Linked DNA regions of Homo sapiens: all the other regions are linked to region 2. A link is a contact called in ENCODE Hi-C or POLR2A ChIA-PET data. All regions are on one chromosome and are shown on one strand. Each heading gives the region's core, a stretch centred on a gene start or an enhancer-like site at or near the end of the contact. The rest is flanking DNA. Distances are from core to core; before and after follow the strand shown.

Evidence for each region. A loop is a pair of places that touch in the nucleus more often than their neighbours do. ChIA-PET counts read pairs that join two places held with the same protein, here RNA polymerase II (POLR2A). Pooled maps may share reads with other maps.
Region 1: a loop to region 2 is called in a pooled map, with 25 times the contacts of the local background. The contact joins the promoter of HSPE1-MOB4 here to the promoter of FAM117B in region 2. A Hi-C loop is called at or near these places in 6 of 50 pooled maps. POLR2A ChIA-PET finds 5 or more read pairs at or near these places in 2 of 52 experiments (B cell and GM12878).
Region 3: a map of naive thymus-derived CD4-positive, alpha-beta T cell shows a loop between it and region 2 (8-fold over the local background). The contact joins the enhancer-like site here to the promoter of FAM117B in region 2. A Hi-C loop is called at or near these places in 1 of 168 maps with a recorded cell type or tissue (naive thymus-derived CD4-positive, alpha-beta T cell) and 2 of 50 pooled maps. POLR2A ChIA-PET finds 5 or more read pairs at or near these places in 1 of 52 experiments (OCI-LY7).

The regions. Positions count from the first base shown.
Region 1 is chr2:197,498,226-197,502,114 of GRCh38, forward strand. It overlaps HSPE1-MOB4 (HSPE1-MOB4 readthrough), which reads left to right and starts at 2,154. Exons shown (of 9, transcript NM_001202485.2): 1 at 2,154-2,214; 2 at 2,849-3,013. The coding sequence starts at 2,212. It overlaps HSPD1 (heat shock protein family D (Hsp60) member 1), which reads right to left and starts at 1,615. Exons shown (of 12, transcript NM_002156.5): 1 at 1,557-1,615; 2 at 450-625. The coding sequence starts at 623. HSPE1 (heat shock protein family E (Hsp10) member 1) reads left to right here and starts at 2,154. Exons shown (of 4, transcript NM_002157.3): 1 at 2,154-2,214; 2 at 2,849-3,013. The coding sequence starts at 2,212. RefSeq lists silencers at 1,495-1,824, 2,015-2,074 and an enhancer at 2,215-2,274.
Region 2 is chr2:202,633,090-202,637,248 of GRCh38, forward strand. FAM117B (family with sequence similarity 117 member B) reads left to right here and starts at 1,880. Exons shown (of 8, transcript NM_173511.4): 1 at 1,880-2,699. The coding sequence starts at 2,099. RefSeq lists silencers at 1,918-2,147, 2,338-2,387, 2,488-2,927.
Region 3 is chr2:197,211,459-197,215,506 of GRCh38, forward strand. All of the region lies in intron 1 of ANKRD44 (ankyrin repeat domain 44), which reads right to left. Among named protein-coding and RNA genes, the nearest start is that of ANKRD44-AS1, 15 kb to the left of the region's middle. RefSeq lists an enhancer at 1,334-1,573. Within about 2 kb of position 1,338, at least 9 of the 41 ENCODE cell types and tissues checked have a DNase peak (open chromatin) inside an H3K27ac peak, as active enhancers do; they include OCI-LY7, where a contact is called at or near this core.

The DNA of each region.
Region 1 (3,889 bases), core at 904-3,403, 5.1 Mb before region 2:
CACACTTAATGGTAATTTTATGTTGTGTACATTTTACTACAATAAACCAAAAAAAAATTTAGCATCTACAAGCACATACCTAAGGAATTATGGAAGATAAGTTAAACTCTTCTCTCTACACTTGGCATGAACTACTGGGAAAGGATCCAAATTTTAACTTAAGCCAGCGAAATTCTACCTCGAGTTTAAGAATCCACCTTGAGCTGTAAGTTACTACCTGATTACATCACACATTGAACAAAATAGTTTCGAAAATCTGGCTGAAGCAGTTTAAGCTTTAAGATCATGTCTAAGAAAAAAAGGCTAACCAATACTTCAGAATTCTTACATGTAAACTGAGTTCTCTCAAAAATGGAGATGAAAGTACTGTTGAATAGTTCAGTGCGACTATTTGTGAGTAAAATGCTATTAATAATACCGTAATTACAATAAAATAAAAATACTGGTACCTTTGGCCCCATTGTAACGGCCACAGCATCGGCTAAAAGGTCTACACCTTGAAGCATTAAGGCTCGGGCATCTGCACCAAATTTTACATCTTTGGCATAAGCCCGAGTGAGATGAGGAGCCAGTACCCTGGACACCGGTCTCATCTGGCGAAAGACTGTGGGTAACCGAAGCATTTCTGGGGATGGAAGCAAAAAGATCATCAGAACTACCACCCGTGGTGCGCTGCAGAACAAACATGCCCACCTGTGCAACAGAGCAAGCAACGTGAGATGCTGAGCCTGGCTGACCTCCGCCAGCCACTACGCCTGAATGACGGAAGGCGCCGCAGCTTCGGAACATCAGCCACTAGCGCAAGCTAAAGAGGCCGCCCCGGCCGGCGCCTGACCTATAGCACCAGCACAAAGCACATGCGGCTCCTTCCCCACGGCCACCTATCCCTGCCGCCAAAAACGAGTTAATCTTTCACCGCGAAAACGGCCTTGTGGGCAGACCCACTCCAACTGTGGCCCCTGAGAAACCAAGTCAGCCGGAGAGAGGCAAGTTACAAATCCAAGTGACCAGGGAAGTTAAAAGTATTCCTGACGGTGCAAAAAGCCGCTCAGCAAAGTGTCTCCATGGATCCACCCAAGGCTACTGTATCAGAGCAACCAGCAAGGCCGCGATGCTGGGGGCGGCGGCCCGGCCCACTCGGCGCGAGCCCACGTGTCCTTCTTTCCGAACGCCCCCAGCAAGGTCAAGACTGGAGGCGCGGTATCCCAGCTGCCTGCGGGGGAAAAAAGCGGTTCCCTCACGTACACCACCCTCCCCGGTTCCCTGAAGTCGGCCAGGCGCAGGTTGCACCAGCGGGCCTAAGTGGTTACAATCCCCCAAATTCAAACCCCACGAGTTGTCCCTCCCGCGCCCAGCCGAGGTCCAGGATCCGCGTCGCACGTGATGGAACCCGCATGGACCCGCGAGGCCTGGACCCGCAGGCCTGGGCCTGCGGTGCGGCGCGGTGCGGAACTCCAGGTTGTCGCCGCCCGCACCCTCCAGCTGGACCGCAGAGGAGGAAGGCCCACTCGGGGGTCGCAGGAGCCGGGGGGAGGTGGTGCGGGAAGGCCGCGTACCTGCGGGGCGGCGGCAAGGCGTGCGCTCGGCGAGACAGGTCGTCGGCGGCGAGTGAGGGACAGAGTGCAGGGCGCACACCGCAATGAGCCCGTGTCCCCTCCCTCCGCCTCTACTCCCGCCCCGCGGCACCGCGTGTGCAGGCAGCTCCCACCCACTTCCCGTCAGCCCGGGCCCTGCAATCTGCACACCCTGCGCGCGAGCCCCGCCCCTCCCTACCCGCGCAGGGTGTGCTAGCGCGCTCAGCCCTCTCCGGCCGGCTTAGTCTAGTTCCCGGGCCTCGCTCGGTTCCAGAACTTTCCAGAAAATGCCGCGCTCCCTACGGCTCAAGGGTCAAATCGCGTCATTTCCGGGAGGGGACGAAGGGGTAGTTCTTTCACCTCGGCTGGGCGCCTAGAAAAGCCTAGAAACAGCTCCTTTTTTCTTCCGCCTCCGAGTCTTCGCGTCAGCGTCCTGCGCAGGGCCCTTGGGGCGAATCGCGGTGCGCGTCGGGGCGACCGCCCTCCCTCCCTGGGAGGGGCGAGGGGGCTAGCGGCGACCGCTGGGGCGAGCGCGCCTGCGCGCTGGGTGATTTTTTCACGTGTCGCCAGGGCCGGACTGCGAGTCTCTTTGCGGCGCTACACTAGAGCAGAGTACGAGTCTGAGGCGGAGGGAGTAATGGTGAGTCCCGCGTGGCCCCGAGGCCTGCAGGCCCGGGCCTGTCTGAGGCGTACGGGGATCCCTGACGCCCCTCTTTTGTTGGGCTGGGCGGGAGGGATTGGTGGCCACTCAGTGACCAGCGCCCGATGGCACCTTGGAGCGGCAAGGCCCGCCCGACCCTTTTCTCCCCCAGGGCTCTTTGCACGCGCGTGTGCTGCCGGTGTGTAAGGCAGGGGGGCGAGAACCCGGGCGCACGCGCAGCGTCTCACCTGCTTCTGCAGGGCCTTTGTGGATGTGTAATATCTTGGGTAAAAATCATGGTGCCAGGCAGGGAGCTTGACCCAGCGTTTCCTGAAAATTTCTGGAAAAACCTGAAGAAGGAAAACATTTGACCTTGGAATAAACTAAGGTTGACCTTAAAGCTGGTCTGGTTGCTCACCGGAGGAGCGACAACGACCCCTAACAGACGTAAGGAATCGGGAATTAAACTTGGAATATTGGTTAGTACATTCAAATGCGCTTCCTTAACGAATAAGCTGAGGTTTGGTGTTAACTTTCAAAGCCAAAACGTGTTGAGATGTATAGCACGGTGGCGTTGCCTGTTGATAATGTGATTACATTTAGTTTTTGTTTCAAAACATTTCTCTTCCTACAGGCAGGACAAGCGTTTAGAAAGTTTCTTCCACTCTTTGACCGAGTATTGGTTGAAAGGAGTGCTGCTGAAACTGTAACCAAAGGAGGCATTATGCTTCCAGAAAAATCTCAAGGAAAAGTATTGCAAGCAACAGTAGTCGCTGTTGGATCGGGTTCTAAAGGAAAGGTAAATGGGAGCTGCAGTGGAACTATTTTTTATAGTGTGCAGTGGAGGGAAAAGAAGTAATTCTGGAGTATTAAAAGTCGCTTATTAAGTAGAGTTTATGTCGTTTTCAAGATCATTAACTGCTTTGGTTCTAATCTGTTTCTTAAAGGGAAATGACTAATATAAAGTTGCTTATTTTATATGACCAATGCTATGATGCTTATTTTATGTGATAGTTTCAGAGTATTAAAAATTGTCCTCAATAGGCCGGGTGCGGTGGCTCTCGCCTGTAATCTCAGCACTTTGGGAGGCCGAGGTGTGCGGATCACAAGGTCAGGAGTTCAAGACCAGCCTGACCAACATGGTGAAACCCCGTCTCTACTAAAGATACAAAAATTAGCCGGGTGTGGTGGCATGCGCCTGTAATCCCAGCTACTGGGGAGGCTGAGGCAGGAGAATCATTTGAACCCTGGAGGCGGAGGTTGCAAGGAGCCGAGGTTGCAAGGCGCCCCTGCATTCCAGTATGGGGGACAGGGCGAGATTCTGTCTCAAAAAAAAAAAAAAAAAATCCCCTCAATAGCAATTTGGTAGCCTAGTGTGATCAGTGTTTGCCTTACATTCTAAATTTTTAATAAGACAAAAGAGGCTGTGCGTGGTGGCTCACACCTGTAATCCTTGCATTTTGGGAGGCCAAAGCAGGAGGATCGTTTGAGCTCAGGATTCAAAATCAGGAGTTCAAAATCAGTCTGGGCAACATAATGAGACCTCCTGTCTACAAAATAAATAAATACAAAAGATGTGCTTCAAGGTAAAATGAGGGGGCATTTAAGAATTGAGAGGAAACTTGGACTGTTCGTTTAACCCCTAACACATTGAAATTGCCCTAATCTTAACCAG
Region 2 (4,159 bases), core at 630-3,129:
ATGGTACTGTTTAACTGCATTTTACAGATAAGGAGACTGGCTAGTGATCCACTCAAGGTCACAGAGTAAGTGGTGGTCATGGGATTTTAATTTCCTCTCTAGGTCTTTTTTTTTTAATTTTTTTTTTTTTTAAGACAGAGTTTCGCTCTTGTTGCCCAGGCTGGAGTGCAATGGAACGATCTCGGCTCCTTCCAACCTCTGCCTCCCGGGTTCAAGCGATTCTCCTGCCTCAGCCTCCCGAGTAGCTGAGATTACAGGCATGTGCCACCACGCCCGGCTAATTTTGTATTTTTAGTAGAGACGGGGTTTCCTCCATGTTGGTCAAGCTGGTCTCGAACTCCCGACCTCAGGTGATCCGCCCGCCTCAGCCTCTCAAAGTGCTGGGATTACAGGCATGAGCCACCACACCCGGCCTCCTCTCTAGGTCTTTAAAAGCCTTCCACCTCACGCCTGTAATTCCAGCATTTTTGGAGGCCGAGGTGGGCGGATCATGAGATCAAGAGATCAAGACCACCCTGGCCAACATGGTGAAACCGCCTCTTTACTAAAAACAGAAAAATTACGGGGCGTGGCGGCACGCGCCTGTAATCCCAGCTACTTGGGAGGCGGAGGCAGGAGAATTGCTTGAACGCGGGAGGCGGAGGTTGCACTGAGCCGAGATTCGAGCCAGTGCACTCCGCCACTGCACTCCAGCCTAGGTGACAGAGAGAGACTTCTTCTCAAAAAAAAAAAAAAAAGGCCTTCCACCACCGCGCAAAGGGACCCAGTAGGATTTCAGGTCCAGAGTGAATCATACTATGCCCTCCACTCCCACATTTTTACACGACGAAATCTGTCTAGCATGTACAACTAATAAAAATAGTAGAGGGAAAAGAGGTCATGGATAGGCAATTTATAGCCAGACAGGTGGGAGTGTAGGTTTTGGCTCCACCATTTTTTATTTTCTTGATGAGGAGCCCTTTAGGTCATTTTAGAAATAGTGTCACTGCCTGCCTTCCCGAGTCTTTGCCACACCAAAGACTTGTTTCCTCCGCTAGACAAAAATATGGATGGCTGTCCCAGTTCTGTCTCAAACAATGATCGTGTAGAATCAAATAAGGCCCTCTGTAAACTATAGCACTTTACAAACTGGTAAGGTAGCAGCCATCCTTCCAAGGTATCAGGGAACAGCGAAGCAGCTGATTAAAATAGTCTTGATTACTTGAGATACAGGAGGGTAGGAATAACATGTGGTAACTGAACTCTATAGATACTATCTAAAATCGCATTCTAACAGGCAAGTTTAATCTTTCTGAGATTTGCCTCTTTGTAGAGCTCTAAAAAATAAAAGGAGAGGGGCGTAAAATGCCAGTAAGATTAGTTAAATTTCTTCTCCTTTTGAGCCCTGCCCATAGGTAGATGGAATTAGGGCAGAACAAAAACATTAAGAATAAAAGCCCGAACGAGATGCGCGTACAGGTGAACACAAGTGAACACTGGGGTAAGGAAATGAGTTATGCGGAAAAGGCTTCAGACCATCCCTGGGAACTGCTCCGGGTCTGGACATTTCCTTTGGCAACCTTCCAGAGTCTGAGTCCCCAGGGCTCCCCCCGGCGGGAAAGGAAAGGCGCGCGTGGCTAGGCGCGCGCGTACACGGGCACTCACGTGTACACACACACGCGCGCACACTACACATACACACAGGGCCCATTTCCTCCGCTCCCTCCCCGCGGGGGGCGGGTCTCTTTCTCTTTAAAGAGCAGACGGTCTCCGCGCACACCCAGGCTCTCAAGGCCTCGGGGGCCCGGGACCCGAGCTGCTCGTAGCCAATGGGAGCAGTGGAGCGGCTCGAGCGCGGCTGACGCTGCACCAATGGGCGATCGTGGGGGGCGGGGGCAGCAGAGGAGACACTATTGTTGATGAGGAGCGGCGGCGGCGGCGGCGGCGGCTGCACCACCTCGTTGCTGCCTGCCCCGGCCCGGTCTCCCCCTGCACCCCGGAGTCCGGCTTCGTCACCCCGTCTTGGGGGGCCTGCCCTCCGGCCTCGAGAATCCTCCCCCTGCAGCCCAACAACAACAAAACCCCCCGTCTCGCCCAGTCACCGGGGAGGGGGGGGACCATGTCCCAGCGGGTGAGGCGCAATGGGTCCCCCACGCCGGCCGGCTCCCTTGGGGGTGGTGCGGTGGCCACGGCCGGGGGACCCGGGAGCCGCTTGCAGCCCATGAGGGCGACGGTTCCGTTCCAGCTGAAGCAGCAGCAGCAGCAGCAACATGGCAGCCCCACGCGGAGCGGCGGCGGCGGCGGCGGCAACAACAACGGTGGCTGCTGTGGTGGCGCCTCAGGCCCCGCAGGCGGCGGCGGCGGCGGTGGCCCGCGCACCGCCTCGCGCAGCACCAGCCCCACGCGCGGCGGCGGGAACGCGGCCGCGCGCACCAGCCCCACGGTGGCCACGCAGACGGGCGCGTCCGCGACGTCCACGCGAGGCACCAGCCCCACGCGCAGCGCCGCGCCTGGAGCTCGCGGGAGCCCCCCACGGCCGCCGCCGCCGCCGCCGCTGCTGGGCACCGTGTCGTCGCCCAGCTCGTCGCCCACCCACCTGTGGACCGGCGAGGTGAGCGCGGCCCCACCCCCAGCCCGCGTCCGGCATCGGAGGAGGTCTCCGGAGCAGAGCCGAAGCTCGCCGGAGAAGAGGAGCCCCAGCGCCCCGGTTTGCAAAGCAGGTAAGTGCTGGGGGTCGCGCAGCAAGGGGGAGGCGGCTGCGGGAAGGGGTCCCGGGCGCGCGCTGCAATCGCGCGGGGACTGCAGAGCTGCCGCGGAGCCCGGGTGGCTGGGGGCGGGGCTGGGGGCGGTGCCGGGCGGTGGGGGACCCGGCAGTGCGGCCCCGCCTTTCCCGGGCCTACCCTACGCCCCGCCCGCCCGCCCGCCTCATTCACCCCTCTGCCCGCCCCGCACGGCTCCCTGGTGGTGGAGGTGCAGCGGCTAAACCTTGGGCTTGAGCTGATGAGTGTTAATGATAAACCTGGCTTCCTGGCCTTACTCCTGGAGGAGTCGTTACTGCTTACCCTCCCTTGAGGGTGAGGCTAGGAGTGGTTTGTCACTTTGTTTTAGGGACAAGGTTAATGTTGGCATAGCCCATATCTGCTGCTGCTAAGTATTTCTGTTCACAAAACAGTTTCAGATCTGGGGTACTGAATGCATTAGCAGTGGCAGATTTGGATCACTGAACAGAGGAGGCTGAGAACCGTGTTTTAGCATTTCCTAAGACTTGATAAATGGGTAGCAAGAAGTGAAAATTAAACAAGATTCCTTAGGAAGGTTTATGGGTTTTGTCTGAGGCTCTGGGTGTATTTCTGATTTTGTGTACTGATTCTGTGTTTTGAATGTAGAAAAACAGAATCCAGTGTTTTGTCTCCATCTTGTTATTGTTTTAGGGAGCTAACATTCGTTGTTTTTCTGTTTACCTGGAAGCTTTCTTGGGGAAGGTCCTGAATGGAGCTGTTGGGTGCCAATGGAGTCATTCATAAAGAGTAACTCAAAAGAGAAATTCAAATTGTGGGAAGTGGAAAGGAATAAAATTTATAATCTTGTTGCCTTAAGGAAAGAAATGGGTGGTTTTTACTTACGTATTCATTTTTGTCAACATATATCTTTGTCTTTCCTTGTCTGGGGAACTTCTGTTAGAATTTTCCAGGCAGAATGGTTGGGAATTTCAGGAAACAAATTCAGATGAAATAGTTTCCGAAATGGAAGGAATAGGATGACTCTTTCTTACTATTTATTTTATGAAAGTTTTAGATAATACTTATTTAGAGAGAATTGCCCTGGAAAATGATGAATAGTATTTTCTTTTTTTGAGACAGAGTTTCTGTTGCCCAGGCTGGAGTGCAGTTACACGATCTCGGCTTACTGCAGCCTCCAACTCCCGGGTTCAAACGATTCTGCCTCAGTCTCCTGAGTAGCTGGGATTACAGGCGACCGCCACCATGCCCGGCTAATTTTTGTATTTTTAGTAGAGACAGGGTTTCACCATGTTGGCCAGGCTGGTCTCGAACTCCTGACCTCAGGTGAAACGCCCGCCTTGGCTTCCCAGAATGCTGGGATTACAGGCATGCGCCACTGCGCCCGGCCCGAATAGTGTTTTCTAATTAGAACCAGAGCACTGTTTTATTTATGTATTTAT
Region 3 (4,048 bases), core at 88-2,587, 5.4 Mb before region 2:
GACAAGAGTGAACGTCTTTCCCTACATGTCTGCCTGAAAAATACGTTTTTAACTTAACATTCACATGAATTTTACAGTCTAGTGCTGCCTTAAGATATCCATGTTCATTTCAATGGAAAAATAATGTCTTTAGTTAACTAACTTAAAAAAATTAACCATCTGTGAAATCACGCTAATCCCATGAGTACATTTCTCAGGGGTACCACCTCGAGGGGCACAAGAATCTTGGGCCAAGTCAGGGCCACACCATCCTGCTGCCCCAGGCACCATGAGATGCTCCTTCTTTTCCCAACTTGGAGGTTCCAGGTGTTCATTAGGAGATGCAGCAGGTTATAAACCATAACTCAGAGAAGAGGAATAGTGGGGGGCAGCAAGCAGGAGACGACGCAGCACAAAGAAGCCCCAAGAAAGGTGATCGACAGATCCAGACCAACAGAGCCAAAGGAACACAAGCACCTCGGGACTCCAATCACTTTGCCCTCCTCAGGTTTGTGACCAACACTCCGGTGATGAAGGGCTAGTAATCAACAGTAAGCTCATGCACGGGAATTCCCTTCACTGAGCCTCTCTCTCTCTCTCAGTCTCTCTCTCTCTCACACACACACACACACACACACCCCACAGCACCACTTTGGGGGAAGGAGAGGAGATATTGCAGAGCTAGAGTTTTGGAACTGGAACAAGGAGGGACTTTCTGGTGGATCAAAGTATGCTAGAGATCAGGCAGTACTAGAGCCAAGAGTTTGCAACCAGGCAGATAGGGATCCAGTGGGAGCACACTGGCACCAAACACGAAAGTCATCTGGCCTCTGAAACTGGCTTTTATGAGCCAGTAAGTGTGTGAGCTTAGATCATGGATAATTTTCAAAGAAACCACTTGTATCACACAGTCCCTATTCGAGAACCCAAAATGCTTCTGCACTAAATATTTGAACCCCTATGTATTTAATGGTTATCTAGTCAGTCCATTGTTGCCTAGACAAAGGCAAATTCTCAGGAATCTACCAAGACCATAAGTTTTAGAAGGGCAGGGATTCGGTCACTGTGGTCACCACTATATCCCTAACTGCTAGCACATAGTAGGCCCTCAATAAATCTCTGCTCATGATTCATTCACATTCATTCAAAATAACACATTTGTTCACCCTGCCTCTTCCACTCTCCTTTTATAGGGAGTATTAACCAAAAAGGTTATTGCAGGCTCTCACAGAAGAACTTCTACATGAGTAAAAATTCTGCATCACAGCAACTGCAGTGGTGTCATGTCAGACATGTTTTTGCTCAAAAGAATTCAGTTAACACCCACAAGGAAGGGAGGTGGACACGTACACACACAAACACACACTTCAATCAGGAACTCGGTGATCACATGCCCACGGTGAGAGAGAAAAAAGGAAACACGACCCCACAGCTTCCTCTGCATCTCATTCCAGAAAGCTTTTCACAGTGTGAACATCTCACAGAGCTGACTGGGATTCTAGTGTTTAAAGAAACATATTTTTCATACAAGTTGGCCCCTAAATGCAAGCCAACTTCTTATCTGGTGCTCAAAGAAACAGCAATGCGGCTCCAACTCTGCAGGCCAAAGTGGCTGTGTTGGCCTCCACAAGGGATAGTATACAGGCCTCCATGGTGGCACCTTCCAAAGAGATTTTCAAGAGTAATTTTGACTCTACAAGACTTCTACCTCACACATATAGGGGCTTAGCCACCCAGCGAGCTATGACCCCTCTAACACAGTCTGGTATATCACCCAAACAAGGTTAGCCTGAAGGAAGGAGAAGTTCTCAAAGGAGAGCATTATACATCTTGTTACACAAGCGGTCTATAAAGTAAGTCTGTTTAATGTAGACAATGTTATTTTTGGCATATCATCTTCCAACCAGTTTTCTGGTTTTCAAAATAATATCTACGAGGTGATTACTCCAGAGAGCCCACTTGGAATTTTTCTGATTTTTTTTCTAATTTATTTCAGCACATGTTATTTCAAGATCTCTATGAAACATATTAAACACATTTAACCTTACCTAAAATAAAACCAACTCATTAGATGATATAAAAAACATCTCATTAGCAAAGCACTGATAAATATTTTCTCTCTTCCAGCTAAGCATTGCTCATTATACACTTGAGCACTGTGCAGTCTTATCATGCCACAATTATCAGCCTCATACGCTGAGCCTAAGCATAAAACTATTATTGAGCAAATAATGGAATTGGACCTGTACACTGCTAAGCTCCTGTAGACTGGCTCATACAATCTGGCCGATTTATATAGCCAGTTTGAACCAACTGCACGTTTTCATAAACAGGCAATTCTCACACTTTTAATGATCTGATTTATTAGACCTTCTAAGTAAACAAGCTTAGAACTCTTTCTCTTTTTAAAAAGGTACATACAGCAACTTTAAGATATTATATGTGTATGTATCTTGGCAATACTACAGCACCTTTAAGAGGGTATATGTATCTTTGGGAAGATAGACTGTTTTCTAAAGCATAGTCTAGGTTTCTCTAATGCTATGTGAATTTTAGAATCACTTTAAGGCAATCAAGTCACTTTGGAGACAAAGAAAGAATAAGATGAAGGTAGCAACTGAAAAGCAACCTCAGATAAGCTATAGCTATTTTCATATTCTTTACCCCCATAATTTTTGTGGGAAATTACTATAAGGAAATGATCAGAGATGAGCACAAAGATTTATGTTCAGGGTGTATATTAGGGTGTTGGTTATTATAGAAAAAAAACCAAAAGCTTCTTAATTGTCCAATCTCAGGGACATAATAAAATATGGCACATCAAAATGATGGGATATTATGCAGCTATTAAAAATGTCATTTCAAATAATTTTTAAAGACTTGGAGAAATATTTATCATATAGCATTAAGTGACAATTTAAAAAAAACAGTAAACAAAACTATATCCAAGGCCTAGCCTAGTGTCTGGCACCTGGCAAACATGCAAAAAGAATTTTGTTGCATTAAGTAACATATACAATGAGATAGCAAGTCTATATTTTAAGTAAATATGTACATACATACATAAAGAGGAAGAGTAAGAGAAAAAAGACCAAGTCAGTAGTATTTATGTCTTAGTGATTAGATTACAAGTTATTTTCTCCTTTTTTCTTTTGCTCATCTGTATATACCACATCTTACAGTTAATACCTATCACTGATATAGTTGGGAAAGAAAAGAAATGCTATAAAAACTAAATGTGAAAACACACATTTACATGAAATTGCATTTTAAATGGAATTTTAAAAGAGTAATTAGAACACAGAAGCCTGCCAATCCCAGCAGCAACAACAGAAGCAAAGTCTTGAATTGGAAGGTCACATATGCCTGTTCCCAAATAGATGCTCCAAGGCAGGCCAAACTGGAATTCTGGGACTAGAAGAACAGCTGGATTTTTTTGTTTTTGTTTTGTTTTTTTTGAGACAGAGTCTCACTCTGTCACCCAGGCTAGAATGCAGTGGCACAATTTCCACTCACTACAACCTCTGCCTCCAGGGTTCAAGTGATTCTCATGCCTCAGCCTCCCGAGTAGCTGGGATTATACGCACACCACCATACCTGGCTAGTATTTGTATTTTTAGTAGAGACAGGGTTTTGCCATGTTGGCCAGGCTGGTCTCGAACTCCTGGCCTCACATGATCCTCCCGGCTCAGCCTCCCAAAGTGCTGGGATTACAGGAGTCAGCCACCATGCCAGGCCAGAACAGCTGTATTTTTAAAGCAAGTATATGCTTCATTTTTCACTTTGCATCAGAATCTTCTGTGTTGAGATGATGTATAAAATCTAAGCCAAATTGAACTAGTTTTAATTCATACTGTTTACTGAACAACATTAGCCCAATTTTTCAACTGAAGATTTTTCTTGCTTTTGGTAGAGAAAAGGCTATTTTGCATGTCATTGGCTAGGCTTCAGAAACCAAAGGTTTTGGCCGCATGAGGTTCTCTCAGTGCAGGGGGTTAGAAGGTACCAATGCCTCAGTGTAACATTTGAAGTGGGAGAGTGTGAGGTAGTAAATCCATGTGTTTCCAAT